Regions from separate parts of the Homo sapiens genome. Here regions 2, 3 and 4 are each linked to region 1. A link is a loop called in an ENCODE intact Hi-C map of the cell type or tissue named here. Cell type or tissue: heart right ventricle. All regions are shown on one strand. Links, peaks and the distances in the headings refer to the core of each region. The heading gives the core; the rest is flanking DNA.

Region 1 (7,410 bases), core at 1,027-6,026:
ACCCCTGATGGAAGTGCGGAGGGCATCCTTATACAGTCCAGATTCCGAGTCCGTTGTAGTTAGGCTAACCTCTGACGCTGCATCGGGAGATAGGTCACCCCGTCCGTCCCGGTCGCAGTGCGGTTCCCGTGAGGAAGACGGGCAGAGAGGCCGGGCGCGAACTGATTAGGGGCTCCCCCACGGCCGGCGGCCTGGAGAGTGGAGACTGTGTCCGACGGGAGGTGGGTGGGGGAGAGGAGTAGGCCGAGCTCCGGCGGCCACTCCGCAGTGCGCTCTCGCGAGCCGGGGCCGCGAGGCCTCCAACGCGGTTCCGCACCCCTAATGCCCCAGGGCGGTGAGCACCCCGCGGTTCCCCGCCCGCCTCTTCCTCCTTCCCCGCCCGCGCGCCCGGGAGAGGCGATCCCCGCGTCCGCAGTGCCGGGGCAGGACGCGCCCTGCGCCCTGGGCCAGGAGGAGGCAGGTGGCCCTCCTCGGCAGGAGGTGAGCCGCCAGGGAGGGATGGGGGTCACCCAAGCCCCTGCAAGCGCGACCCTGCCCAGAGCAAAGCACGCCCCGCGCCTGGTGAGGAACTTTTTCTTTCCAAAGGTGGCAGGAACAAGTCTGTACTGACTTTTCTCCCGCCTTCGGGATCCTCTCTCGTATGATTTGTGGTTTGTGGGACCACAACAACCAGGCTTCCTCGACCGCGCCTTTTTTCCAGTAGCTCCTGGTCTGCCAGGCTTGCGAGAGGGCGCGCTGGCTTGGCGGGGCTCCGGGCGAGAAATCACCAGCAGCGCTGGGGCTTTCGGCCCCCCACAGCCCAGCCCGGGCCTCCTGGGTGGCCTGGGGAGAAGGGGGCGGGACAGCACAGCTTCTTCCCCTCGGGTGGGCATGACGGGTCGCCTTGGGTGTCCTGCCGAGCTCAGCTTTGAGGGTATGCGCGGCGCGGGTGTTTTTCCCAGGTCCACTCTGCAAAAGTTGTGGCCTGAGGAAAACTTCCAGGTCGCCAGCAGGAACGTCACAGGAGAGCCCCGGTCGCTCGTCAGGCGGGCGGCCCTGGAGCGTGCGCGCCACCCAACGCCGCGCTGGGCGGCCGCCCGGCCCCGCCCCAGGTCACAGCCCTGCCCTCGGCCCCACCGCGGCGGGCGGGGGACACGCGGCGGGCCGGGCGCTGTCGGTCCCACGCCCCACCGGGGATCTCGCTTGGGTCCGCTGTGTGCGCGGGCGGGTGCGTGTGCGGCGAGGGTGCAGGGTGTGCAAGTAAATACAGGGGAGAGTTACACTCTTTGCCGTCTCAAAGTCCGGCGCCTGGAAGCCGAAGGCAGATTTTTCCAGAGATAACAAAGACACTTTGTCACTTTGGGCGCTGCGTCGGTGCAAATCTTTAATTGCAAGTGTGTGTGTGTGTGTGTGTGTGTATGTTGGGGGGGGCGGGAAGAGTGTCTCGAGCAACCCAAGCGCGGGTCTCCAGGCGGCAAGGCCCCCTTTGATCAGGAAAATCCAATTATTTGTGTATATACATTTCCCACATAGTGATTACTTCATTAATTGTCCCGCCTTTATCTCCTCCCTTCCCATCCCCCCTAATAATCAGTTCTTTTATCCAGACCAACAAACACACCATAGGAGCTTTGTGGATTCAAAGGATTTGCTTTCGCTTCTGAAAGAGCCGCTATTCTTTGATGATTGGGTAGCGGCAAACTTCAAAGCCATAAATCTTCCCTCTGACTGGCTGGCGGCCCAGCAAAGTCCTTATCAAATTCTTGGAGGTGATCCTGAAGCGCTCAGACCGCGCGCGGGGCGAGCGAGCGGGGCGCGGCGAGGGGCAAGGGCGGGGAGGGCCCCGGCGCTCAGAGCAGGCGCCAGGGAGGCAGGCTGGGCGGCCCTTCGTCCTCGCCTTCGGGTGTCCATGCCTCGGCGGCGGCGTCCCGCTCCGCAGCCAGGGGCCTGCAAGCCGTAGCCATGGCCGCGGTGGCCGTCCTCCGGAACGACTCGCTGCAGGCCTTTCTCCAGGTCAGGGCCGAGCCCGGAGGGGGCGGGAGAAAGGTGGAAAGGGCCGTGTCCGGATCTCTCCTGGTACTCCGTGCACCTTGAACCTCAAAGGGAACCCCGCCGATGGGTGCAGCTGGAGCCAGGCCTAGGGGTGCCCACGCCAACTTCACACCTAATCCGGTGTGGCCTTTGCTGGAGGGACGCGTGGATCCGGGATTGTTCGGAGGTGCCCGGCTGGCCGAGAACAGGACCGGAGCTCACCCTGCTGGGCCCTCCTGCTGATTTCAGCCTGGGGCGGGCCAGGGAGGAGCGCGAAGGCAGTGAGGACAAGAGAGCTTAAAAGATGGGAGGGAGAGCGGCCGGCCGGCGGGGTTGTGGGTGTTTCCCGACTCTTACTGACCACGGAGCCGGGAGGGGCCCGTCGGATGCCTCCCCCTCCCACTTCGCGCCTGCTTCCTCTAAGGCTGGATGGCGTCTCAGTGCACCAAGTAGTTTAGCAAGAAGCGCTCGCGGGCCCCACGTTCAGGTAGCGCAGGCACCAAAAGTTTCCCTCGGCCGGTGGGTGCGTGCGTGGGGTGCGGTGGCGGGGGAGGGACGGCCGGGACGGAGGAGGGGCGGCGGTATAATAGCGGGCGTGGGGGCGGCGGGCTGGCCCGGAGTCCGCGCTTGGAGCTAACCTTTTGTCTCTTCTCCGCCCTCCCTCGCCGCCTATGCAGGACCGCACCCCCAGCGCCTCCCCGGACCTGGGCAAGCACTCGCCCCTGGCATTGCTGGCCGCCACCTGTAGCCGCATCGGCCAGCCGGGCGCGGCGGCGCCCCCGGACTTCCTGCAGGTGCCCTACGACCCCGCGCTGGGCTCACCCTCCAGGCTCTTCCACCCGTGGACCGCCGACATGCCGGCGCACTCGCCAGGCGCACTGCCGCCCCCGCATCCCAGCTTGGGGCTGACGCCGCAGAAGACGCACCTGCAGCCGTCCTTCGGGGCTGCGCACGAGCTTCCCCTTACACCCCCCGCCGACCCCTCGTACCCCTACGAGTTCTCGCCGGTCAAGATGCTGCCCTCGAGCATGGCGGCTCTGCCCGCCAGCTGCGCGCCCGCCTACGTGCCCTACGCGGCGCAGGCCGCGCTGCCGCCAGGCTACTCCAACCTGCTGCCTCCGCCGCCGCCACCGCCCCCGCCGCCCACCTGCCGCCAGTTGTCACCCAACCCGGCCCCCGACGACCTCCCGTGGTGGAGCATCCCGCAGGCGGGCGCCGGGCCGGGGGCCTCCGGGGTTCCGGGAAGCGGCCTCTCCGGCGCCTGTGCCGGGGCCCCCCACGCGCCCCGCTTCCCCGCCTCTGCGGCCGCTGCTGCTGCGGCCGCCGCCGCCCTACAAAGAGGCCTGGTGTTGGGCCCGTCGGACTTTGCGCAGTACCAGAGCCAGATCGCCGCGCTGCTGCAGACCAAGGCCCCCCTGGCGGCCACGGCCAGGAGGTGCCGCCGCTGCCGCTGTCCCAACTGCCAGGCGGCGGGCGGCGCCCCCGAGGCGGAGCCGGGGAAGAAGAAGCAGCACGTGTGCCACGTGCCGGGCTGCGGCAAGGTGTACGGGAAGACGTCGCACCTGAAGGCGCACCTGCGCTGGCACACGGGCGAGCGACCCTTCGTGTGCAACTGGCTCTTCTGCGGGAAGAGCTTCACGCGCTCGGACGAGCTGCAGCGGCACCTGCGGACTCACACGGGCGAGAAGCGCTTTGCCTGTCCCGAGTGCGGCAAGCGCTTCATGCGCAGCGACCACCTCGCGAAGCACGTCAAGACTCACCAGAATAAGAAGCTCAAAGTCGCTGAGGCCGGGGTTAAGCGGGAGGACGCGCGGGACCTGTGAGCCCTCCCGGAGGTGGACCCCCTTCCCAGCACCTCTGCGAGAGATCCGGGGACCTGTGGGCAGCTGGCGGAGGGGAGACTCAGCAGACGGACCCTCTCCGTTGCCTGCCTCCCAAAATGGAGCCAGGCTTCCAACTTCCGCTGCCTTCGGACATAGGGACCCAGTTCCCAGGAGCGGGGAGGTAGGGTTGGGGCTGGGGCATTTGGATTGTAATTGGGAGCTCTGCCGTACGCCAGGGCGGTTCCAAACTCTAAACCGTTCCCACCGTCAGGGAGACCTACAGTTTCGGGGGACCACCCTGGTCTGGCCTTGTATATAGGAAATGCTGCTGAACTGAATAGAAAGGAACTTGGGAGATTTGAAACAGTGCTCGGGTTTTCGCTAGGACCGGTTTGGGCTTTGTACAGGTTATTTAATAGCTTTGTTAAAGATAATTATAATAATTATAACATTAATAAAAATGTTGCTTTTGTCTTCAGCTCCATGCAGAGCTACAGCATGATATGTCTCTGTAAAGTGATCAGCAGTTGCAGCGTGAAAATAAATACTTTAACTCAGGGGTCACTACAGGAAGACCCCGTTGAGCCGGTCTCATTTGATCTTTTCTTCTTCTGGGTGGCTGTACTAAGCGGTCGGGTTTCCCCGGGAATTTGATGGTTCCTATAGTCTGCCTGTGTCGGAGGCTTCTTTGGTTTGGAAGGATCTGGGCAAATGTGTTGGGTTCAGGAATGGACAAAGGCAGGCAATTCCGTTTTGTGGTAAAGAGGTAGGGCAAGATTTTCCAATCACAATTTGAGTTTCTCATGCGGCCTTAGGATTCACCCGAGACTGTTTGTCTTCCAAGTTTGTTTTTACCTGACGAATTCCCTGTGGCTTTCTATTTGTTGGTACTCTCGGGACAGGTCACAACTATGCTGGTGTTAAGAGAGGTATTAGAGGCGCCAGGATCTGTTCACAGGTGAGACTTTGTGGAGAGGTACAGAGAAACGGGACCCTTGTTCAGGTTGGTCTTTGCCTGGGAAAGAACCAAGAAGATAGTTTCCCAGACGCCACTCCTGTATTTCAGTCCCGTCACGATAGCCAGCGTTGTTTTGCTTGTTTTCTTTTTAATCTTGCGATGGAAATCTTAACAAGTCTTATTTCACAGTAACCACCCAGGAATTTCTGGCTAGGCCAGGACGTTTAGTTCCATTTTGTATCTGAATTTTATTATGTTTTTAATCATTGAAGTAGTCTAAGATTTTCTCAGGGAAGAGCCAGGAATACTCATGGTTTGGAAATGTGGAAATAGGGTATTTTTTGTCTAGGTGCCTCGCCTTTCTCTAAAAGTTGAAGTTTTGAAGTTTACAAATGTTTTATCAAGTGTCTAACTCCTTGATATTTTCTAATATTTGAGTTTTTAAACCTGTAACTGAAACTTTTATCAGCAGTTAAATCTTGATTTAAGATTAGCAAAGAACAGAAAATGTTCTAAATTTTATTAACATGTTAAGCTAGCATCATTAATGCCAAATTTTAATAGAGCCGAATAATCTTTTCATGATAGTTGAAGTGTGTACAAATTGATAGGATTTCACAGTTCACAAACTGCTTTTACTTTGCCTTTTGTTTGAAGTCAAACTGAAGGATCAGTTCTTAAAAGCTTTGAGGGTTGTTCTTGAATTCTTATACGAAGTAAAACACAAATATCAACATAATTCAGATGAAAATTACTTTTATACTCCTAAGAAATGGCATTTTTATTCTGTAACTTGGGACAAGGTAGTAAATGAATATTAGATTCATAGTGGCAATATACCTTAGAATAAGAGATATTGGAACTATTTAATGACTAATTAGAATGTGAGTCTTCATGGTTCTTCACCTGGGAAGAGGAGTTTGGGTTACATTTTCAAGGGTGTGGCAGTTTGCAAGCAATAGTGATAAAGTTGCTAGGCAGTAATATTAATATACACTTAAATATGTAATCTTAATCAAAATCATTAGATCTAAGTCATTAGATCAAGACTACACATTTTGATGTCTAAAGCAATGTGAAAAGTTATAGAAACTCTCACCTTTCTCTAAAAAGTTACAGAAACTCCCATCTGAACCATGCCCTGGGATCAACTATAGATTCAGAAAAGGATTTTTGGAAAGTGGTGAGAAAGAGGAATCCTTGTTAGAGAGTGAAAATTTTCAAAGGCTTTGGACTCAAAATTTGAAATGATTCTTTCATCTGAAAGAATGACCTTGGTAGAGAAAGAAAAATGGCCATTTAAAAATGAGTCTACTAGCTATTATTGACAGAGCCAATCATTTATTTAGTATCCAAACAGAAGAGGTGTTGAAGATAAAGTTTTCTTATAATTTTTTGGTTGTTAAATATATGGAATTTAATATCTAAGGAAATGAGATATTGGAGATAGATAACTGTGGTTATTAGAGAAAAACAAAATAAATGTATATAATTTTTTAAAGTAGAACAAAGTCTTATGACAAAATAACTTTGTTATGGTTTTACTTAATTGCACCTGCAAATTGAAAAAGTATGGTCTTTAACGTGGTACAGCTGAAAGGCTTGCTCATTGTACCACTGCAAATCTGATAGGATTGTACCACTGCAAATCTGACAACATTAAAGAAGTAGGCAGCATTAAAAAAGTAAGTTTAATCCACCAACTTTATTCAAGGTTTCACTTAAAGATCCCAGCAAACAATTCAATTAAGTTTAAAAAACTTATTGAAGAAAATATGTTAATGATTGCCTCAAATGTCAGTAGGCATTGTAGATTTTAAAGCAACTGTTTTATTAGCATGCAAATGTAATGTACAGTATTCTTTTAAAATACTAAAATTCGTGATATTATTTTAATTTTAACAGTTTTTGAACCATTTTGAGCAAGAACTTGGAAACATGGAGAAATTGAAATATCAGTAAATTAGTTAATTTAGAAGCATGTGTTTCTGAATTTATTAACACTGTAGTTATCTGCTTTTCTCAAGAAAAAATTGTGCAAATATACTCTTAACTGATCACTAGTTTTAAATAGTTCTGGTAATGAATGAAAGTAAATTACGTTAAAGAAAATACAACTGTAATCTCCATGTTATTTTCTAGTTTCAACTAGTGTTTAAATCTTATGACTATATTTTTGTTTTTTTTTTTGTTTTTTTGTTTTTTTTTTTAGACGGAGTCTCACTCTGTCGCCAGGCTGCAGTGCAGTGGCACCATCTCGGCTCACTGCAACCTCTGCCTCCCGGGTTCAAGCAGTTTTCCTGCCTCAGCCTCCTGAGTAGCTGGGACTACAGGTGCGTGCCACCATGCCTGGCTAATTTTTGTATTTTTAGTAGAGACAGAGTTTTACCATGTTGGCCAGGATGGTCTCAATCTCTTGACCTCATGATCCGCCCACCTTGGCCTCCCAAAGTGCTGGGATTACAGGCGTGAGCCACCGTGCCCGGCCGTATATTGTATATTCTTTTAAATTATTTTACTTTAATCAAACAAGACATGCCAATTAAAAAATTAATCTTGCCAAGCATGCCTCTTGCAGAAACCTATTTGAAACAATGACATTTGTAGAAAAGTCAGTTT
Region 2 (7,410 bases), core at 1,194-6,193, 230 kb before region 1:
GGACCCTTTCTTAGTTGCCTAAGGCAATTGGGACAAAATCCCAAAACTAATTGTTTTAAGCCCTGCCTTTTTCATGGAGCCCATGCTGCTGGCAGCAGCTTTTCACATAGTCAATTAGAAAAATCATTTCTGTAGTTGATAGCTCTGTAGATTTAGCCAGGAATCTGTAGTGGTGGTTTGAAAAAGTGGATGCAAGAATTAATATTCATTTCACTGTTCTCCAAAACACTGAATGGTGGCAGAATAATAAGCCCAGGCTATCTTTTCTGATTTTCCAAATGTTCTGTGTTATAAGCAACCTCATGAATTAGTTCAGTTGTAGGAAAGAAGAAATAATAAAGGAAAACAAGAGAAAAGACATTATGAAGGCATTAAATAATATCTGGACATTTGGATTTGCTTGCCCAGCTTACTCTGGAAATCAGTGGCTGAATTAAAACTCCTTGCTTGGGGATTCTTTTTTTTTTTTTTTTTTTTTTTTTTTTTGAGACGGAGTCTAGCTCTGTCGCCCAGGCTGGAGTGCAGTGGCGCGATCTCGGCTCACTGCAAGCTCCGCCTCCCGGGTTCACGCCATTCTCCTGCCTCAGCCTCCCGAATAGCTGGGACTACAGGCGCCCGCTACCACGCCCGGCTAATTTTTTGTATTTTTAGTAGAGACGGGGTTTCACCGTGTTAGCCAGGATGGTCTCGATCTCCTGACCTCGTGATCCGCCTGCCTCGGCCTCCCAAGGATTCTTTAAAACAAATATCAGTGGGGCTAACTTATGTTAGATAATAACAATGAAGCAGCAAAAAGAAAAAGCAATGAAGAAAATAACAAAATGGAGAAAAAGAGGAAAGAGAATGTGAGGAAACCTCCTGGCATGGGGATGGCAAATACATGGGTATGAGCACAGCTTCACTCTTCAACCCTAGCTGCAGACCTGGCTCTTCAGTCAAGGCATGTTTTCTTCACAGCCTCGATGTGGCCTTGGAATCCCTCCCAACATGGTGCTCTAGGAGAACACTACCCAGTCCATCAGCTGAGCAGTTGTCCTCTTAGCCGTGACTGGTACAGCATGCTCTAGTTACTTACAGTAAATATCTGCCTACCCCTGAGCACGATGGTTTAGGGATGACTTACAGAAAAGATTGCTAACTATGTTTCTTCACATGTTTGGGTAGGAGAAGAGAAAAATAGATTTTTCTTAAAGGGAAGAAGAGAGAGATGGACATTTATTGAGAACCTACTGATGGTGGGCTTCATGCTAGGGTTTTACGTATATCATCTCACTTAACACTGGTAGTAGTCCCCCAGATAGATGGTATTTATTCTGGTTTTACAAATGAGGAAACTAGCTCAAAGTTACACAGAGAGTATGTGGATGATGGAGTCAGGATGTGAAATGCCCATCCTCAAAATAAATAAATTGAGGTGGTTGAACACATCTGAATATTCATTGTGAAATCAATCTGTAGAGTTCAATCAGAAAAAAATGCATTAATAAATTTTCTAATTGTAAATAATCAGTTTAAACTTAAGCTTTTATTACAAATTAATTTGAGTAAATCCAGCCTCAATTTCCAATTCCCAGTGTCATTGTGATTTTTCCTCTTTAGGGGCCTCTCATTTAAAGTTTATGAGGAGGCAGCAGTAGCAGTATCAGAAACATTTATTAAGCACCTGTTGTATGCTAAGTGCTATCTATAGTGAGTAATACTGCATTAGAAGGAATCTATAATTTCAGGACTTTTTCTTTCTAATAGCACAGATTAGTGCAATTTCTTAACCCAAGGCCCAAATTTAGGAGTCTAAGGATATAATGAATATATGGCTTTTTTTTAGGCAGCAGATGGTGGCCAGCTGTTCTGTCTCTTTACTCAAGGCCAAACATGAAGGGAAAAAATTAAAGTAACAGGGATTATGGTAAATATAAGATAGAACTTAATCTAAATCTGAATTTTTATACACACAAAGGGGAATGGGCAATTGGGGGTAATTATCAGATTATCCAAGCCAAAATAGTTCTGCTACCTCCATTATCTACATAAGAGAAAATTATTTATATGGATTGAATTGTTCAGATAATTGTCTAGTATTTTGGGTTTCTGAGTAGACAGTCTGGGTGGTCATTGATATACATTGAGGGTCCTTCAAGGAATATTTTAAAATGGGAAAAGCGTTTATTTCTTTGCCATATGACTGGGGGCGTTTCTACTTAGATGCAAGTAATATTGATCAAATTTGTATAGTCACGATTCTTTGACCAGGATTTGGGCCCATTACAATAAAACCATAACAATTTTTACCCAATGTTTGAAGTCAATTTTTAATTGTAAAAATAATGTATGAACACCCTTTCCTCTAAAATTTTTAAGTATCACATATAAAGCTAAAATTTCTTTTCCATATCCCTAATTCCATTTCCCAGCATCTGCCCAATGATGCCCCCTCTCTAAAGTAGCTTTAGTAGTTTTATCCTTTCAGAACACACACACACACACACACACACACACACACACAGAGAGAGAGAGAGAGAGAGAGAGCGAGTGAGTTAGAGGAAGAGGAATTTGGACTTTAGCTTGTGAACCACACTTTTTATACCATTTGCCAACTGCTTTTCTACTTATACATGTTAGAGATAAAACCATGTTGTTCCATAGCTCTAACAAAATTCCTTTCAACCCCCTCATTGACATTCATGATATTTATTTAGCCGTTCCTCTACTGGTGGATACTAAGATTATTTCCAGTTGTTTGCTAGCAGTGCTCAATAAACAATCCTAAATATTAAACATGTGTGAGGATTTCTTTAGGGGAGATTCTGAGCAGTTGACCTTTTCCAAGAGAAAATGATGTGCTCCAGAGACTCCGTAAGTCATTTGGGCCTAACAAAGAGAAAAGATGATGGAGATACTTGGGAGCCAGTTTCTTTGCTTATATAAACTCTGTCACTGGAAACAAGTCACTTAATTTCCCTGGGATTCTATTTCTGTAAATCACTGATTCTCCAACCTTCTCACACAACAGAAGCTCCTGGAAGGCTAGCTAAAATGCAGATTGGTGGGCCTCATCCCCAGAGTTTCTGATTCAGTGAGAAAGAAAGAGGGAGAGAGAGAGAGAGAGAAGAGAGAATTTGCATTTCTAATAAGTTTCCAGGTCATGCTGCAGCTGCTGATGAGGACACTACACTGACAGCCACTGTTCTAGGTGTATGTTGGGGAGACTATCCTGTGGAAGAGATCATAGTTGAGGTTTTAAAGCCCCTAATAGATTATCTAGGGATATTTTAGGAGGCTTCCAACTTATTATCCAAACATAAGACAATAACTCAAGATTTATCACAGTAACAGTATCAGATCAATGATAAACATCTATTTTAAAAATCACAGAATCCATTCTTTTTTTTTTTTTTTTTTTTTTGAGATGTAGTTTCGCTCTTGTTGCCCAGGCTGGAGTGCAATGGCGCAATCTTGGCTCACCACAACCTCCACCTCCCAGGTTCAAGCAATTCTCTTGCCTCAGCCTCCCAAGTAGCTGGGATTACAGGCATACACCACCACGCCTGACTAATTTTGTATTTTTAGTAGAGACGGGGTTTCTCCATGTTGAGGCTGGTCTCGAACTCCTGACCTCAGGTGATCCGCCCGCCTCGGCCTCCCAGAGTGCTGGGATTACAGGCGTGAGCCACCGTGCCTGGCTTAGAATCCATTCTTTTTAACCAAGAGAGAAGTCAACCTAGAATCTTTGTTAGAAGGAATCTTGAAGGGTCATCCAGTCCAACTACCTGGCTAGGCTTTCATCAGTAGCATTCTTGACCTCATCAACTAGCGTCCCATTGAATAGATTCAGTGTTTATGAATTCACTCCCCAGCTCCTGAAGTAGCCCATTCCCTGTGTCGAGATGTCTGATCACCATCATGTCCTTCATAACCCTGACCATAGGAAACCATCCTTCAGAAGCTTCTAAGCATCTACCCCGGTTCTACCCTCAAGGCTTTACTGAACAAATCATTTCCCTTCTCCACTTGATGGCAGTCAATTATCATGTTCCCCTAAGTCAATGGTTCTCAAACTTTAGTACTCAATATCACTGTAGGAGTTTATTAAAATATAGACTCCCAAGGTCCAGCCCCAGAGATTCTGATTCTATGTCTGGAGTGTGGCCCAGGAATCCACATCTTTCATTGTATCTCCAGGTGATTCTGATGCAGGTGGTCTGCACATGACTGTTTCAGAGACCCTGCTAAGTCTTTTTGTTTTTAAGCTCCACGTTCCCAGCCTCTTCATCAGTTTCTCATACGACATGGCTTGAGTTTCATCACTATCTTGGTTGCTTAAGGCTGCCTGCCAAAATATACCCCTAAAGTATACTCATTGACCTTCCCACACTGATTTTTTATTCTTATCCTTATCCAAAATGATGTCCTTCATATTTCTGTTTATGTTTGTCTTCCCTACTAGAATATAAAGCTTCATGAGGGCAGGGAAATTGTGTGCTTTGCTTACTCGTGTCATTCAGCACTTCTGCCCATGCCTGATACATCAGTAGATCCTACGTCAAGTTTTATTTAATGGAGATGAAAAACCAATTTGATTTACAAAGTGGTGAATGGTGACAACATGGTTATACCAAAGCCCTAAAACTCTACAGAGTGAATGATCCATTCTAAAAGAAGGAATTTGTTTAAAGTCTTTATAAATAAAAAAATGTTTCAGTCTGTGTAATTAGCCTTGAGATAAATTTTCACATTGACTTAGGGCTGTGCAGATCTCCAAGCCGGGTGCAGATGTTTTATATGCCTTTGAGTGCAAAACTCAATTGGAGGGATGAATCAAAGCAGAGCTCATTCATTCTAGGTTAGGATTTCAAAGCCATCTTTAAAACATACAAATCCTTCCCCAGTGTAAAAATGCAGGAGCAGAATGACCAAAATGAGAGGTGCAAATAAAAAATGTAGGCCATCTCCCACGCTAATACAATTTTTATCTAAAATGGTGATTCTTCTTTCTCCTCTCCCTTCCATGAGTAAGAGTAACCAAGGGGAAAAAAATAGAGAAATAAAATTCATTGTTCATTGTGAGAGAACATCATTGAAAACAAAAGGAAAAATCCAGCCTCTTTAATCAAGGAAATTCAAATTAAAACCACAATTCAACACCATGTTATGCCTATTTTGGCAGTAACCAATAAGTCTGTTAATTCCATAGAGTGTCATAGTTAGAGAGCAATGGGACTCTCATATTCTAGTGGTAAGGATGTAAATTAGTGTAATCTCTTTGGGAAATAGTTTGACTTTCTTGATAAAGTCCAACATGAACATATTCCACGAATATTTTCCACTTCAAAGATTATAAGTAGAAAAGTAGCAGTGGTTTTATTTATTTATTTATTTATTTTATTCATTTATTTTTTTTAGCCTACTAGGTAGGCCTTTTAGGATTGCTTGGTAGCATTGGGTCTACCCAGGTATGAAGACTGCCTACCTCAAAAGTTGCCCATTTGTGTGTGTGCCTTTGTGTCAAACCTGGATCTATAGCGTAGATTTTTGTACTTCTTTCTTTCCCTTGTTAAAAAAAAATGTTCAGAAGAAGATAAAATCATGACTGGCATACAGAAATAAAGATGAATGTGTTAAAAAGAATTTATTTTATTCATACGTTATGAGGGAACTAGGCAGATGTTATAATCAGTTCAAAGGAAGAGTCAAAGTAGCATAGCTTATATGAAATAAAAGAATGTTGGGATGAATTGCAAATGGAAATAAAACTGGTTTTCTGCAGTGGGTAGGAAGTCAATTAGAATCATTATCAGGCTGGACAGAATTTACATATCTATTTATCAGTTGGAATTTAGAAAGAGTTGCAAAATGGCTCAAAGGGGATAACAGGACTCTAATAATCTGATAACTCAGGAAGTTATTTTAAAGACAATGTATATAGCTTTCTACTGAAACAGAAGCACCTTCCTGATACACTAATCCAAATAGAATATTCTTTGGATCCCTCACACGTATGTCAAGGAGAGCCAGACTGCTGGTACTCAGATAGAAGAAATCAACACTTTAAGTCAAAAGCCTGATATTCCAGATACCTGTAAACACTCATGAGTTCCAATGAGGTGAAAGGTGCTGGAGCATCAGAAGTGCCTGCCAGAGTGTCAAAGATACCAGGTGCACACAGGAAGAGCTAGGAAGGTTTGATAAGTGTAAAGAAGCCTGAATTAGAAGACCTGGTAAGCCTCAGATCTTCTACTTACTAAATTTCTCACCTTGGGCCAATTGCCTTCTCTCTGGCTTTCTCCTCTGTACAAAGAAAGAGTTTTTTATCAATGATTTTAAGTTCCCCCTCAGGATCTAATGTTTACTAAAGGAGCCAGCCAGTCCCTTGCAGAGACAGCCCTGTGGGAATGCCCAGGCATAGAGTTTTGACGCAGGGCAGGGAAGATCTGTTTGTGAATGTGAGGAGGAACAATGGGATTGGGGTGTCCTAGATCCCCAGTGTGCGGTGCAGAAGCCCCCAAATCTGTGGGGAACTTGGGTAGTCAGTGAACAAAGAGAAGAGAAATGATAGGGAAGGAAGTCACTAAAAACAACCTTCTACCATTTATGGTTTTGCACAGAACTTATCTCTACCTTTAGCAATATTGTAAGTTTATCACCAAGGTTGGCTCTGTCTCCACAGTTTACCTACATGAGAGCAATCAGGGTTCTCCAGAGAAACAAAACCAGTAGGGGTGTGTGTGTGTGTGTGTGTGTGTGTGTGTGTGTCTGGGTAAGTGTGGGTAAGTGTGGGTAAGTGTGTGTGGTGTGTAGACTCAGTACAGTCTAGAGACAGAATCCCTTTCTTCCTCGTCACGGGACTTCAATCTTTTAAGGCCTTCAACTAATTTTATGAGGTCCACCCACATTATAGAGGGTAATCTGCTTTACTTAAATAATAACAATATTATTTCTTCTGACCTATAAACATGATATCTCTCTCCATTTATTTAGGTCTTCTTTAACTTTTTTTAGCCAATGTTTTGTAGTTTTCAATGTACAGGTTTTATACATTGTCAGATTTATCCCTATTTATTTTACATTAAAATGCTATTACAAATTATATTTTTTCATTTTCAGTTTCTTTTCTTTCTTTTTTTTTTTTTTGAGATGGAGTCTTGCACTGTTGCCCAGGCTGGAGTGCAGTGGCGTGATCTTGGCTCACTGCAACCTCCGCCTCCCGGGTTCAAGCCATTCTCCTGCCTCAGCCTCCCGAGTAGCTGGGACTACAAGCATCTGCTACCACGCCCGGCTAATTTTTTGTACTTTTAGTAGAGATGGGGTTTCACCATGTTAGCCAGGATGGTCTCGATTTCCTGACCTCGTGATCCGCCCTCCTCGGCCTCCCAAAGTGCTGGGATTACAGGCGTGAGCCACCGCACCCGGCCT
Region 3 (7,410 bases), core at 729-5,728, 210 kb before region 1:
TTGATCCACTGAGTTCAGTATACAGGAATCATAAATCCAATTTTCCCTAAGTGAAAGTCATCTTTTGAGTGCTCCCTGTCTTGCACTCTGTTAATGCCAAGTGAATACTGCTGTAAAACAGAAATGGGTCTGCTTCATCATCATGGATCAGGATAGTAATAATTGTATCTTTTCAGTGGAGCACCTATGGGGTAGCTACCATGGAAGGATAATGTTGCTCAGCGAAACTTTAAAAAGCATGTTTCTTTAAGGGTGTCTCCCTTTTTTTTTTTTTTTTTTAGCCTTGCAAGCACCCAGCAGGACTTTAGAAAACACATTAAGGTGCCTTCCTTTTTTTTAGCCTTGCAAGCACCCAGCAGGACTTTAGAAAACACATTAAGGTGCCTTCCTTTTTTTTAGCCTTGCAAGCACCCAGCAGGACTTTAGAAAACACATTTCTTTAAGGGTGCCGTCCTTTTTTTTTTTTAGCCTTGCAAGCACCTCCCCTTTCTTAGCCTTGCAGCCAAAGTGTTCTTGCCTATCAAGTGATGTTGGGAACTTCCATTAACTGAGTCTGCAGGGGCTTAGATGGGCATGAAGGTGGCACCAACACCACCTCTGCCCTCTTAGAAGTAGTGTGGCAGCCAGAGCAAAGGCAGACAGCATCTGCCCTTTAGCCAACACCGTGGACAGGAATTGGTGCGCTGGTTTTGTGTTGGTGGTAAAGATGCATGAATAGGGTAGCAATCTTTGCAATTTTATGGGCAGTTTACTTTTACTTGGGAATATTTTCCTTATCTTTAGATTTGAAGGCATAATTGCGTTTATCTAAGAAGCAAAGCAACTCATTCCGACGTTTCTGTTTGGGGTTGTGATCTTCCCCAAACATAATCTCATTACAAGCCTCTCTTCGTCCCACTAGGACATTTCCTAGTAGAACCAGACCCAGATACAGTGGCTCCCCGCTTTAGGAGCCTGCAGGAAGTGGCTTAGGGATGTTGTCACAGCACAACCATTTCCGGTTGTTTTCTAAGGTTATTCTCTAATTTATTATTTTTTCAACAAATCATTTCATTTGAAATTTAGATTCTGTGGAATGCATTTGTATTTCTAGTTCTGGCCCATAGTATTTTCTTAAGTGGTGTTGCTAAGATATGTTATATATTTTTAAAAGAGCGGCCCTTGAAATTTAGGAAGCATTTGGCCTACATGTTGCTACAGGGCAGCACATATTGAAATTTGTTTTCCTTTCATCTCCTTCCCAATAAAAGCAGCCGTGCGGCTTATCCCTTTAGCTTCCTCAGAACTTCCTTTCAGAATTCCCGATCTATTACGGCACATTCACATACCAGAAACAAGATGCCTTTTCATGCTGTCAACCTTTTTCATCTGAAATGTAAATTAATTCTTGCTGGTATGCCTTGACAGAGATCAAAGTCAGGGTATTAACCTTCCCAGGCTTTCTCCTCATAAGGACTGGGCGGCCACCATTAGGAACTCTGTGTCCTTGTTATCGGGCCCTCCTCCAGGCAGCCCTCGGTCTAGGAGCCACCATTTCAAAGCCTCAGAGTCCTTGGTAAATGTCCTCATCATTACTTTCAACTGGGTGAGAAATAATCTGCCTGGCTAATTATTGCTCGTTTTTAATTGTGGGCCCTTCATTCAGATTCCAGGAGCAGGTTTCAGTGATTCTGACAGCCAGTGGTCTTGGTGTGATCGAGGGAGGGACAGGGCTCCAGATTGGAAACCTCTCCCCCAACTCAGTGGGTCATTTCTTGCCTGTCAGTCTTTGAGGTAGGCCACATTTGCATTTTCAAAATAAACAGATGCCTTTCAAATACATGAGCTGGTGGTCTAGAGATCTCTGCGGGCCCAAACAGTTCACCAGCCAGTAATCAAATGCTGGAAGAGAAAACAAACGGAAAAAAAATACCCTGGGTACACAAGGATACATTTCCTATGTGTATAACACTGCACAGTCAATAAAGGGCCTTTATGAGATGTAGGGGGGAGAGGGGAGAGGGGAGAGGAAGAGAAAGTAAAGGAGCCTGAGCAAAGGTATTGTCTATCAGTTTCTTTTCTGCGGGGCTGAGGGAGGTGGGAAGCAACTCTGCATATCACCTTGGCAAGAAGTGGCATGTTTCATTGTTTTTTGTACTGGTTAATTCTGACAATGGGTTCTTGCCACAGGAAAACACATTCCTTTAAATGCCAAATAATTAAAATACATACTTTGTTAAAATCCGAAAAAAATTGTACATATTAGTGTTCAAATAGATGGTGTATTCTAAGTAAAAACTAACAGTGACCTTGATTCCATTACTAATCTGTTATATTTTTAAATTACCTTATGTTTCAGAAATTGGACCTAACTACATTTATTCAACCAAAAAAAGCTTACATTCCTCAGTGAAAATTATCAAAACAAACTAACTGCAGGGAACTTTATTAAAGACCTACATGTAATATCTCATTCATTAATTTTTCTAAAGCTCTGGCTTTAAAACTGCCCCTCTAATTCAGGATATGTGTTTTAGATGAGAGCAAAGTTGTGGGCCTCCCTCTCTCAAAGGAGAAATGCCCTTTGAATAGGTGACAGTGGAGCCCTAGGGGCTGGAACCTTCTCCCAGGAGGAGTGGTCTTCCAGCACCTCACTGCTTCTCCCCACACACACGCACAGGAGTCGGAAGAGACGCTAGTTTACAGGACATTTTCATCTAATTGCTTCAGTGCTGTGGAAATTGTTATTTTCTCTTTCTCTCTGTTGTTGGATCAGCTTCCTACATACTCCCCTCCTTGGCCCTGCCAAAAACACAGATGTTATCACAAGATAACAATAGCTCTAACAGTGACGGCCATTTCTCTTCTGATGCTCTTTGGGGAGAGTGCTTTTCCCAGCATCAGCAGAGACTCTGACGAGGCTGGCAGGGTGCCTTCCTTGAGCCTGTGAACAGGCATTTTAAGCCACTGCAGCTGGGAACCACTGGGCACATCATGTGATGCATGCAGAGCAGAGTTGCTTTAAATGCTGCTACCAGAAGAGAAAGCAAACATCGTATCCAGACAGCCTGACCCTACTTTGTAACAGAACCAAGTTTTTGGTGTATAAAACTGCCTGAACTTTTAAACTCTTTCAGTGCAAGGTTTTCTCCTAGCCTTTTCAAAAGGCTGTTTAAAAGGCTGTTTCCTTTAGCATCATCAGTGGGTTGGCAATGATTAGGTGGTTGTAATTTCCTAGAACTAAATTTCCCGCTATTTGCCTACGTGTGCAGGACAACTATATTTAAACTGGGATATTTCTTTCATTCACTTACTTAACTACTATTTGTTAAGCACCTACTTTATGCTGGGGCTCCCACGGTAAACAATGAGATTTAATTTGGGGCTTCAAATTATCCAACTCCAATACAGAGCACTCTAAAATATGCTTTCCCTCAAAGGGATGCTGTTTGAATAAATCAAGTACTCTGTATTTTGCCAACGCTCTTTGGAATGGAGCTCTGTAAAATCTAAAACAATACAAAGAGTACAAATTATTATAAAACACAGCCAAGTGTATGCATTGAAATGACCCATGCTTCTTGAAGGTAAAAATGACTGTAGTAGATATTTTTCATCCTGCTAAAGCTGTACATAAGTAGATTGTTGATCCCAAGCCAAACAAGAGGGGGACTGTAAGTAAATGCACCATTGAAAGAAAAGGTCCATTTTGAACAAACAGAAGGAAAACAAGCATGCCCTCTGTCACTCTTTTCTGTGTCTCTATTTGTAGTTCTACCTCTATTTCACTTTTTCTTCACTCATTTCATTTCTATTTCTTAGATCCCTGGTCATTTCACACAAAAGCTAAATTCTTCAAACTCACTGTCTTTATCAGAGGAAGCACAGGTGTGAGAGAAGACAAGATCCAAACTCTTCTTGGCCGTAGGGCAGGAGGCAGCTGCTTCTCTTTTCCTGGTGTTTTCCGTATCCACATATCCACAGAATAGCAATAAAACATCTGGGGGAAATAATTTACCTGGTGCACCTGAGCTTGAGATGCACTGTGAACTGCAAACTAGCCCTCCCCATCCGCCTACCCCCCCATCTTCTAAACCTTTGTTTAACACAAGACAGGATGCCCTTCAGTCCTAGGCGAGGGGTCCTGCTCACTTCACTCTCATGCTATCTTGGTTTCCCTAGCTCTCCCATACTTGAGAAAGTGGGGCTTTCTTTCTTTCTTTTTCTTTTTCTTTTTTTTGAGATGGAGTCTCACTCTGTCACCCAGGCTGGGGTGCAATGGTGCGTTCTTGGCTCACTGCAATCTCCCCTTCCTGAGTTCAAGGGATTCTCCTGCCTCAGCCTCCCAAGTAGCTAGGATTACAGACATGCACCACCACACCCAGCTCTTTTATTAGTAGAGATGGGGTTTCACCACATTGGTCAGGCTGGTCTCAAACTCCTGACCTCAAGTGATCCGCACGCCTCAGCCTCCCAAAGTGCTGGGATTACAGGCGTGAGCTACTGTGCCTGGCCTGGGGCTGATTTCTGACAGCTGCAGGCTTAACATATCTTGTAGGGGGAAATGTCTAGGGGGAAAGCATTGTGGTTTACTTGAGGAAAACATACCTTGTCTGTGACAAGGCTTAGAGCAAGTGGTGTAGTACAGAGACAGGATGGCCTGTGGTTTCGAGGTTTCTGACAAGAAATGAGCTCTGCCAAATCTCTCTTTGGCACAAACGATAGAATTTTTGTCATGGCATAGCTTGGAATGCACAGGAATCTCCTTTGCTATGGAATAAAATTATTGCCCATGCTAGGATTAAATAAGCCAGAGGGCAGAATACTGTTTACCTAATGCACAGAGAGGAAGCTGCAAAGTCATTGTGGGCTGGAGGTCCACTTGTGCCCAATATCATACCGGCATGGCACAAGTATGCTTAAGATGAAACTTTTGTGCAACAGTAGGTACCCCTAGGACTCGATATTATAACTTCAGAGGACGCCAGGGTTAGAGCCTACAATCTGGAATCAGTTTTCTCCATTATGAACCTTGTTTAGCATTCCAGAGTCTAGCTGCAAAGAAGTGGTGCCTGAAAAGGTATCTTTGCCACCTCAACACAGAATGAAACAACATTATTATGATCGATTACACACTTGAGTTGCCTTTACTCTATGTCTTTAAAACAATTTCATGTAGAATCATAAAATATGTTATCACATTTTATAACTTTTATTAGTTGTTTAGACTGTAACTACACAATAGTAAAGAAACGTTTAGGGGAAAGCTAACTGGGCTGTGGCAAGAATGATCATGCTATTTTTCTTCAAAAGACTCTTGGAAATAGAAAGGCAGGCTTTGTTTTACCTCTTAACAGAGGAACCAGGAGCACAGAGAGTTAAATAAGTTGTGTCTCCCTTATGTGTTCTGCAAGTTTAAACACTGGTTTCAGAGCCCTCTTCAGAGCCTTCACTCAGTGCTCTTTTCAGTAGACCATGCCCTGCCATTGGTTTCCATCTTGAATATGACACATTGGAAATAAGGTACCAGTCAAAGCTTTGGAAAGAGTTGAAATACTGTCCTAGGCATGTGGAGTTTAGAGTCAAACAATGAATGTTAAATGATGGCTATGCTGCCATTTGCCATGTAGTTTGGGGAAAAGTACTTAACTTCTGAGCCTTAGTTTCCTCAGCTGTAAAATGGGACTCATTAAGGCCTAATCCTCAGGACTGCTATGAAAATGATAGCAGGTAATATATGCAAAGCATCCTGCACAGTACCTGGCTCATGGTACGTATTCACTAAATGAAATGTTACTTCCCTCTCTGTACTCCCTTCCTAAATGTCAACTTCACTGGGGGGGAAAAAAGTCTGTGAAATACTCTTCTATGGAGGACATAATAATGCTGTAACTTCAGGCCGGGCACAGTGGCTCAAGCATATAATCCCCGCACTTTGGGAGGCCGAGGCGGGTGGATCACTTGAGGTCAGGAGTTTGAGACCAGCCTGGCCAACATGGCAAAATCCTGTCTCTACTAAAAACACAAAAATTAGCTGGACATGGTGGCGCATGCCTGTAATCCCAGGTACTTGGGAGGCTGAGCAGGGAGGATTGCATGAACCCAGGAGGCATAGGTTGCAGTGAGCCAAGATCGCACCACTGCACTCCAATCTGGGTGACACGGTGAGACCCTGTCTCAAAAAAACAAAAACAAAATGCTATAACTTCAAAAAGATGAAACAATTTCTTTCATTTCTGGAGAAAAATAGTACCTGTCAAATCTCAAATTAGATTACAGTAAAATCTTTGTAAAAAGAATTTTCCAAGTCTTAACTTACGTCTTGTTTATTTGACAGGGAAAAAATAGAATACAACAATAACATGTAAGAGATTTCAAGTGGTTTTGTTTTTGTTTTTTGTGAAGAGCTGTGCTCCATTCATGCTGAAACCTTGATTCATTTGTGTATATAAAATTTTCAGGAAGCTCAAAATTGTTAAGACTTAGGTGTGCTCCTGACATCATTTGTCCCCCTCACTAGTTTGAGGCCCTTTTGCAACTTGTTCTGAAAGATAGCAAGTTCCATTGTCACCCTGCTTCTGTAAAGCCAGAAATTCTAAAATCTAGGAGCTAAATATCACCAGATTTGTTGCCTTCTGGTGTGGAAAGCAAGTTGCCTTTCAGATGTCTGAAGAGTTGGAAGATCTTGGTGTACCTATCATGTTTAACCCACAGTGACGGGTGATGGGCAGCCTAACAGCTGAACGACAGCCGTTTGGCCGGGAGTTCAAACCTCAACACGATGAGCCATAGCAGGATCACGGTTTGATTTGCTGTGGCCATGAAGTCTGAATCACCAAATACAGAAGCAGAGGCAAGGGTGACAGCTGGTAGCCATTCTCGTCAATAAAGTTGTGACAGTTGAGATGTACAAGTAACTAGAGCCTGCTAATTTCATAGACTTTGAGCCAAGTGCTTAGTGTCAAAACCAGCTATGGTCAGTGATGCAAATGGTTGTGAAAAGTCCCTCATCAGCAGCAAGACTCTCCCCATCAGACTCTTTCCTCTGATGGATTAGAAGCAAATTGGATCCTGCTTTCTAGGAATAGATCCAGTTTGAAGAAAAGGAGGCCTTATTTTTTAAAATTCTAGTAAATTCTTAAAAGTCTATTAAGTATAATTTACATACAGTAAAATTCAGTTTGAGAACACTAGATCCCCTCCATAATCAAGAAAAAGAACAAGGAGACACAGGTCCTTCCTCCAAGGAGCTTGCATTCTAATACAGAAAGTAAGAATAAAAAGAGATTAAAGATATGAAAGCACCTGAAACTTTTAAGGGGGGTGTGTCAGTTTGACTAGTGATATCCCAAAATTCATGTCCATTCAGAACCTCAGAATGTGACTTTAGTTGGAAACAGGATTTTTGCAGATGTAGTTAATTAAAAATGA
Region 4 (7,410 bases), core at 1,416-6,415, 220 kb before region 1:
TGCTTTAGCAATCAAATCTTGATACATTGTATTTTCATTTTTATTTAATTTAAAGTACTTTCCAATTTTCTTTTTGATTTTTTCTCTGGCCTCTGGTAAATTTAGAAGTCTCTTCATAAATATTTGGAAATTTTCCAGATATCTTTCTGTTGTTGATTTCTAATTTAATTCCACCGTGGCCATAGAACATACTTGTGTGACTTGAGTATTTTTTAATTAATTAATTAACTTTTTTTTTATTTTAAGACGGAGTCTCTGTCGACAGGCTGGAGTGCAGTGGCGCGATCTCTGCTCACTGCAAGCTCCGCCTCCCAGGTTCACGCCATTCTCCTGCCTCAGCCTCCCGAGTAGCTGGGACTATAGGTGCCCGCCACCATGCCCGGCTAATTTTTTGTATTTTTAGTAGAGACGGGGTTTCACCCCCTTAGCCAGGACGGTCTCAATCTCCTGACCTCGTGATCTGCCCGCCTTGGCCTCCCAAAGTGCTGGGATTACAGGCATGAGCCACTGTGCCTGGCCATGTATTTTTTAATTTATGAAGTCATGTTTTGTGAAACAGAGTAGGGTATATCATGGTAAATGTGTCATGTACACATGTCAGCACTTTGGAAGGCCGGGGTGGCAGATCACTTGAAGTCAGGAGTTCAAGACCAGCCTGGTCAATGTGGCAAAACCCTGTCTCTACTAAAAATACAAAAATTAACCAGGTGTGGTGGCGCATGCCTGCAATCCCAGCTACTCAGGAAGCTGAGGCAGGAGAATCACTTGAACCTGGGAGGCAGAGGCTGCAGTGAGCTGGATCTCACCATTGTACTTCAGCCTGGGTGACAGAGATGAGACTCCGTCTCAAAAAAAAAAAAAAAAGATTTGTGATTTGTTAGGTAGAACCAGAGCTGTGTTAATGACTAATATTTCCTCACTATGAAGTGAGATCCTTCTAAGTACTCTATTGTCCTATGAATTATGAAGTCAACTGGTCGGGCTGGCATAAGCAGCTGGTATTGCCAGCCCTTTGTAAGCACTGGGCACTGTTCCTTCTAATCCTCTCAGATGGTTCTTTCCAGTCTTGGATAGTTTCCTCGTATGAATATGCCAGTTAGTACTCTGCTGAATGCTTGAGGATATCCTCCACAGATCTCCAGGGTTCTCTTTATCTTTAGCTCTCTCCTAGTTTTCTGTCCTATAAATTCTAGCTGCCTAGGTGGTAGCTCTCGACATGTGGTAGTAGAGTCTGAAGCCTGATCAGTTAAGTTCAGTTCCGTTTTGCCCACGTTGTGTTGAAAGAGGTCAGATACTAGTTCTTTACATGAACGAAAGTAACCTAAGAAATAATCTGACAACTGATCAGGAACACACAAAGATTCCAAAATTTCTAAACACTTCTTTTCCTCCATAATTAAGTTGTCTTTCAGAAATACAGAGCTCATGTTGAGTAAAGTCCAGGGCCACATTCCCTCTTTACTCCTTCTCCATGGTGCCCTCAGTCTCTCCTACCTGTCTTCTCTTTAAGGTCCTGCTTCCTCTGGGGGAAAGCCTGGAAGTTATGGAGACCTGATAGACTTTGTTTCTGGCTGTATCCTGGAAAAGCAATGTTTGGTCGTTACAGTTTCTCAGACTTATGTCCTTCGCAATCTTCTGAGTAGAACCAGAGCAAAGACCACAAACCTTGTTTTTGCTGACATGGGCCAGGTCTCATAGGACAACTGTGGTGCATTTAACAAAGTCTCTGTTTCTCTACTCTGTCTTACCAAAGATTTTTCTTCATTTGCACTAAAGAACATAAGAAAGGAGAATGAAGGGAAGTGAAAGCTCCCTTCCGCCCTCAAAGGTAATACTGTTCAAGTTAAATCAGTTAAATCGGCCAAGAAATTAACCACCGTTGTTTTGATGAGGGATGTGCCTACATTCCAAACAATAGCATTTTGTTGGGACCTCTCTATAAAGAGCATAATAACGTGTAACATGGAAAACCTATTATATCTAAACAAGCAAAAGCTAAAGAACTAAAAGAGATCAATTCTTCCCAAATCTCCAATTTTTTTTCAGGTAGGAAAATTTTATTTTTGTGTAGGCAAGTTTATCAGTCTTTTCCTTTCTGGCAAGAAGTAGCATTTAACTTTACTCTTTCTTGTTTTTTTTCCCCTTGCATCAAAAATTAAACTTCATTAGCTGGAGTCTTGTCAGTTGTTTAAAAATATTAATGACCTGGACATCAGTGACCTTGGATAATAATTTTAGCCTCTGTCATTTAATCTGTCATCTTGGATAAGTCATCTTATATCATTAAGAGTGGTTTTTGTTATCATTACTAGATAGAAGACTTGATGAGCTTGAGAGATCTTTTGTGGTGGCTTTAACATACGTCTACAAATTATTTGATATTCCTCCCTTCATTCCTCTCCTATTGAATGTGATCTGGACTTAGTGACTCACTTCTAAGGAATCGAAGAATATAGAAGAAATGAGCGTATGTCATTTCTAAGCCTAGGTCATAAAACACATTGCAAATTCTTCTCTTTCTCTCCCTCTCTGCCCCCAACCCCAACCCCAACCCCAAGACGCTTTGTTCTGAGGGAAGCCATCTTCTATATAATGAAGGGACTCAGGCAGTCCCCTGGAGAGGCCCACGTGGCAAGGAGCTGAGGCCTCCTGCCAACAGCCAGTGAGGAATAGAATCTTGCCACCAACAGCCATGTGAGTGAGTCATCTTGGAAATGGATCCTCCAGTGCCAGTCAGGCTTTAAGATGACTGCAGCCATGGCTGACATCTTGACTGTAATCTCATGAGAGACCCTGGGCCAGAAATAAGCTGCTCCTGAATTCCTGACCCTCAGAAACTGTGTAATGATAAATATCTGTTTTTAAGGCATTAAATTTTGAAGTAATTTGTTATACAGCAATATAAAACAAACATATCCTGGAATCTTACAGATCCTTCCAGTTTATGATTCCATAATTTAAATGCAGGAGGATGTATCTCTAGTTGCCTGTTGCTTTTGCTAACAAACTGCTTTGCCTGTTACATTTAAAAACTCTTCCTTGAAACAGCCTGCATTCCATGCAACAAAACATTTTAGACAGAAAATGAAATGACATTTTTTGAATAGAGATATTTTTCAACTGGATATACACTATTGTGATAGCTTATATGTTTTAATAAAATGAAGCCTTGGGAAATTTATGTCTTCATAAAATTCTGCAGTGTTCTTTGGTCCTCGAGGGCCATCAGAAGTTATGTGGGGCCAGATGCGTTGGCTCATGCCTGTAATCTCAGCACTTTGGGAGGCTGAGGCGGGCAGATCACTTGAGGTCAGGAATTCAAGATATGCCTGGCCAATGTGGTGAAACCCCGTCTCCACTAAAAATACAAAGGTTAGCCAGGTATGGTGGTACATGCCTGTAATCCCAGCTACTCAGGAGGCTGAGGCACGAGAATTACTTGAACCTGGGAGGCAGAGGTTGCAGAGACCCCAGATCACACCGCTGTACTCCAGCCTGGGCAACAGAGTTAAACTGCGTCTCAAAAAAAAAAAAAAAAAAAAAGAAGAAGAAAAAAAAGAAAAAAGAAAAAGAAGTTACGTGGATTTCTTGACATTGTATGCAATGTGTTGTGTTAAGAGCATTTTCCAAGATAGAATTTGTATAGCTTTTACCAGACTTTCACAGAGCCTTGAGCCCCATGTCCTTCTCCCTACCCAAGATAATAGTTAAGAACCACTTATCTGGTTCCTATTCCCACCTGTGGAAAGTTAGGTACAGAGAGGTGAGTGACTCACCCACAGTTAGAGACAGAGATCTTCTGACTCTGAACTCAGTGCTCAGACTCCAATATATAAAATCAATTCTACTTAGAAGAGGCAGCTCAGGGAAGTCTGGTTTTTGCAATGCCCTAAAGTGTGCAGATTCTCAAGACAGACTTTTACATTTATTATTTTGCTGTTGCATATCTTTTGCTTAACTCATCATGCTGCTTCAGGAAAGGGGTAAAATGGATCTTTCCAGAAAACTCTCCCTTCCTGATGGACCTCTTGGCTTGGTTCCTTTCAGCTTAGCCTTTACATTGAAGTACACAGGAGCTCAAAGTGATTTATCACCATGGTGCCTGCTAGAATCCAAAATTATTCCGTGAAGGAAACATATTATGCTTTTCTTACTTGATTACTATAGATATGTCACTTACATGTTTCTTCACTATATTTTGAAAACTGCCTGTTTACATATAGTACTGTTACCCATGTCTTTCTGAACTAAGCTAGATATGAATATTATTATCATAATAAATTAAGATGTTTTGGTTGATGGACTGAAAATCAAAGTTAAGTTCTAATATTAATGATCAGAATACATTCTGCCTATTTAGAAACTAACAGTTGCTAAAAAAAAAAACACCCACAGATGTCCGAAAAATAAGTATAAATCTTTGATTGGTGAACTGGAACATATCTTACACTCCTCTTATATCTTTCAAGGTGCTGGTCATTCATCAGATTCTTTAAATACTTCATCACCAGTAACACTGAGCATTCACCATAAGCAAGCCTGGGCTACTTAAAGCCGGTGGAACCCATGTTGTAAATGGCTGGTCCTAAAAGTATAGGAAATCCTGATTTTACCATTGACTTTTCTCACCGCAATAGATTTGCCAGCCATTCCCACCATCCCTATGTGCTCCATGACACAATCTTTTTGCTGTGGCCAAAGCCAAGTCAGAGAAATCATAACCAAAACTACAGTCCTGGAGAACCTGGGGCTGAAGAATCTGTGCTGATGCCATGAACTGTCCAGAGAAAGGTCTAAGCTTGACTCCTGGCTTTCCCTCCTCCCACTTAGCTCCGGAAGATATCTGCTATGAGCAGGTTCCTGGGTTCTGCCAAATGATCTAGCATCATCTGGTCTTGGCTACTGTTCAGGTTCAGAGAGCACTGCCCCTCCTCCCCAAAGGTGGAAACAGAGATTCAGAGCCTTGGAAACAGCCCCAGGGTTTCTGAATGCAAATGTTTCCAGCAAATTCAGCATTATATCCTAACTTGCAAAATAATTCTGTAGCAGGAAGATAAAGTTGAATGAGTCAAGTACTAATTAGGTACACTTATTCTTCCATAAACAGGAAGATATGGATATATTTGGCAGGGGGGAGGGATATCTTTCACATTTTAAAAAGTAAAAACAGCTCTATATTTAAAAGTAATTTCAAAATATCAGATTAGTCTCGTTTGAGGAATGGCAGGAAAATCCTTTGACAAAGAAATTAAGTTTATTTCAAAGTTTTCAAGGGGTTGAACTAAATTATAGATGGCAGCAAAGAGCAGAGAAAAAAATGCCTTGCAAGTTTTCTAAAGAAAAACTAAGGTGAGATTTTCTAAAAGGATAATATATTCAAAAAGTTATATATAATATATATGTATAATATAATATATATAATACATATTTTTATATATATGTATATTTTTTAATTTTGAGACAAGATCTCCTTGTGTCACCCAGGCTAGAGTGCAGTGGTGTGATCATGGCTCACTGCAGCCCCAAACTCTGGGCTCAAGCCTCCCAGGTAGCTGGGACTACAGGCACATGTCACCATGCCTGGCTAATTTTTTAAATTTTTTGCAGCGACTGGATTTGGCCATGTTGTCCAGGCTGGTCTCGAACTCTTGGGCTTAAGTGATCCTCCCACTTTGGCCTCTCAAAGTACTGGGATTATAGGAATGAGCCACTATGCCTGGTGCCTCAACAAGTTATATTTTTAAAAACAGGGAGAATAAAGGAGAAGAAAGGAAAGGGGAGGAAAAAACCCTTTTGGTAACGATGGAGTTCAGGACACACCACCCCCAAATATGGCACTGTAGCATTTGAGAAAATAGCAGAGGTAGGAAGGTCACTCTCACGTTCTCCTGCCCTTCTGCCCTGAAGCAGGTCATAAGACCCACACGTGAAAGGTACTCTTCCTATACCCAGAGAAAAGGAACATTTGTATCTCTGAAGACACAGGGACACAGAGAAGAATCTGAACAAACAGGTCTTGCTAAATTTCCTCAGTTAATTACCATTAGGGTAATAAACTATTTTTTCGATTCTGTTTCTCCACAATTATCCACTTCTTCATCAAAGTTGGCATAGAAATACACAAGTCTAGGCCAGGGGCGGTGGCTCACGCCTGTAATCCCAGCACTTTGGGAGGTCAAGGCGGGTGGATCACGAGGTCAGGAGATCGAGACCTTCCTGGCTAACATGGTGAAACTCTGTCTGTACTAAAAATACAAAAAATTAGCCGGGCACAGTGGCGGGCGCCTGTAGTCCCAGCTACTCAGGACGCTGAGAGGCAGGAGAATGGCGCAAACCCGGGAGGCAGAGCTTGCAGTGAGCTGAGATCGCGCCACTGCACTCCAGCCTGGGCAACAGAGCGAGACTCAGTCTCAAAAAAAAAAGAAATACACAAGTCTAATTGTTTCTTCAGGTTTTCATTTCCTCATGAAGGCTCCTGTGTCACTTAAAACTTACGTTAAATGAATTGGTACGCATTTCTCTTGTTTATCTGTCTCTTGTTCTAGGGGCCTCAGCTGTGAACTTGGATGGGTGAGGAAAAGATATTTTTCCTGGCTGGGCAAGGTGGCTCACGCTTGTAATCCCAGCTACTCGGGAGGCTGAGGCAGGAGAATCGCTTGAACCCATGAGGCAGAGGTTGCAGTGAGCCGAGATGGCGCCACTGGACTCTAGCCTGGGCAACAAGAGTGAAATTCTGCCTCAGAAAAAAAAAAAAAAAAAAAAAAAAGATGCTTTTCCTTCACTACAGTGTTCTTCTCTGAAACTCTTTAATCTGAAAGTTTAGAAGTTCACTAAAATGAAGTAATTTAAGAAAACAAATGTGGTTTTCGTGATTATATCAAGAAAATACACCTCCTCTATACGCTGAGTAAGATGAATAGCTCAGCAGAATCAGTAGTGTTAGGCTGTGATCACTTCTGCTATCTACAAATTGCTTTAGACGGGACTTTGCAAAGCAGAGTCAAAATATATACAATGGAATTTATTTTTTATAGTAGTAATACTAATATTTAGGAGTATTACTTTCACTAGGAGAGTTGTCTAAATTTCAGCTTTCTAAAAAGATTATTTTGATTTTGAATGCACTAGACACCAAGTATGCACTGAATATGAATTACAAAGCAACATTAAAAGGGAAGTAAATACACATTGCAGAACATATGAAAGTAGGGAAGAGCCAAGTTCATAAGTATAAATTTTGTATCTTTTACTACCTACTATGCTATTATTGGTGCTCGACAAATATTTACTATTAAAAAACAAGGTGTGTCAATGGTCCCGAGTAATTCTACTATGCTGAGTCAAATGGTGACTGAAAAGGCTTCACTTAATTCTTTTATTTTGCAGGTATTATTACTTGGCATTCACAGC

What was found. Peaks named below come from ENCODE experiments on the same cell type or tissue, not always from the same donor. Only the 100,000 strongest peaks of a DNase experiment are listed, where the experiment ranks them.
Region 2: a loop joins it to region 1, with 2.5 times the contacts of the local background. A loop is called at or near these places in 19 of 110 quality-filtered maps.
Region 3: a loop joins it to region 1, with 2.1 times the contacts of the local background. A loop is called at or near these places in 22 of 110 quality-filtered maps.
Region 4: a loop joins it to region 1, with 2.0 times the contacts of the local background. A loop is called at or near these places in 32 of 110 quality-filtered maps.

Annotation. Positions count from the first base shown.
Region 1 is chr2:170,713,572-170,720,981 of GRCh38, forward strand. SP5 (Sp5 transcription factor) reads left to right here and starts at 1,766. Exons shown (of 2, transcript NM_001003845.3): 1 at 1,766-1,992; 2 at 2,688-4,507. The coding sequence starts at 1,942. The coding sequence ends at 3,833. The region is part of intron 5 of ERICH2-DT (ERICH2 divergent transcript); the gene reads right to left. It overlaps LINC01124 (long intergenic non-protein coding RNA 1124), which reads right to left and starts at 996. Exons shown (of 1, transcript NR_027433.1): 1 at 1-996. RefSeq lists a silencer at 1,083-1,132 and enhancers at 1,350-2,139, 2,140-2,927, 2,928-3,717. In heart right ventricle, for the core only: a CTCF peak has its summit at 3,448 (motif pointing right); DNase peaks (open chromatin) are centred at 1,811, 2,154, 2,610 and 3,440; H3K4me3 peaks cover 3,013 bases; H3K27ac peaks cover 674 bases; H3K27me3 peaks cover 4,816 bases.
Region 2 is chr2:170,482,919-170,490,328 of GRCh38, forward strand. All of the region lies in intron 25 of MYO3B (myosin IIIB), which reads left to right. Among named protein-coding and RNA genes, the nearest start is that of MYO3B-AS1, 140 kb to the left of the region's middle. In heart right ventricle, for the core only: CTCF peaks have their summits at 4,006 (motif pointing right) and 4,213; no DNase peak of the experiment used is centred there.
Region 3 is chr2:170,503,199-170,510,608 of GRCh38, forward strand. The region is part of intron 28 of MYO3B (myosin IIIB); the gene reads left to right. Among named protein-coding and RNA genes, the nearest start is that of MYO3B-AS1, 160 kb to the left of the region's middle. In heart right ventricle, for the core only: no CTCF peak of the experiment used is centred there; a DNase peak (open chromatin) is centred at 2,913; H3K4me3 peaks cover 728 bases; H3K27ac peaks cover 2,982 bases.
Region 4 is chr2:170,491,206-170,498,615 of GRCh38, forward strand. It overlaps MYO3B (myosin IIIB), which reads left to right. Exons shown (of 35, transcript NM_138995.5): 26 at 7,387-7,410. Among named protein-coding and RNA genes, the nearest start is that of MYO3B-AS1, 140 kb to the left of the region's middle. In heart right ventricle, for the core only: no CTCF peak of the experiment used is centred there; no DNase peak of the experiment used is centred there; H3K27me3 peaks cover 1,153 bases.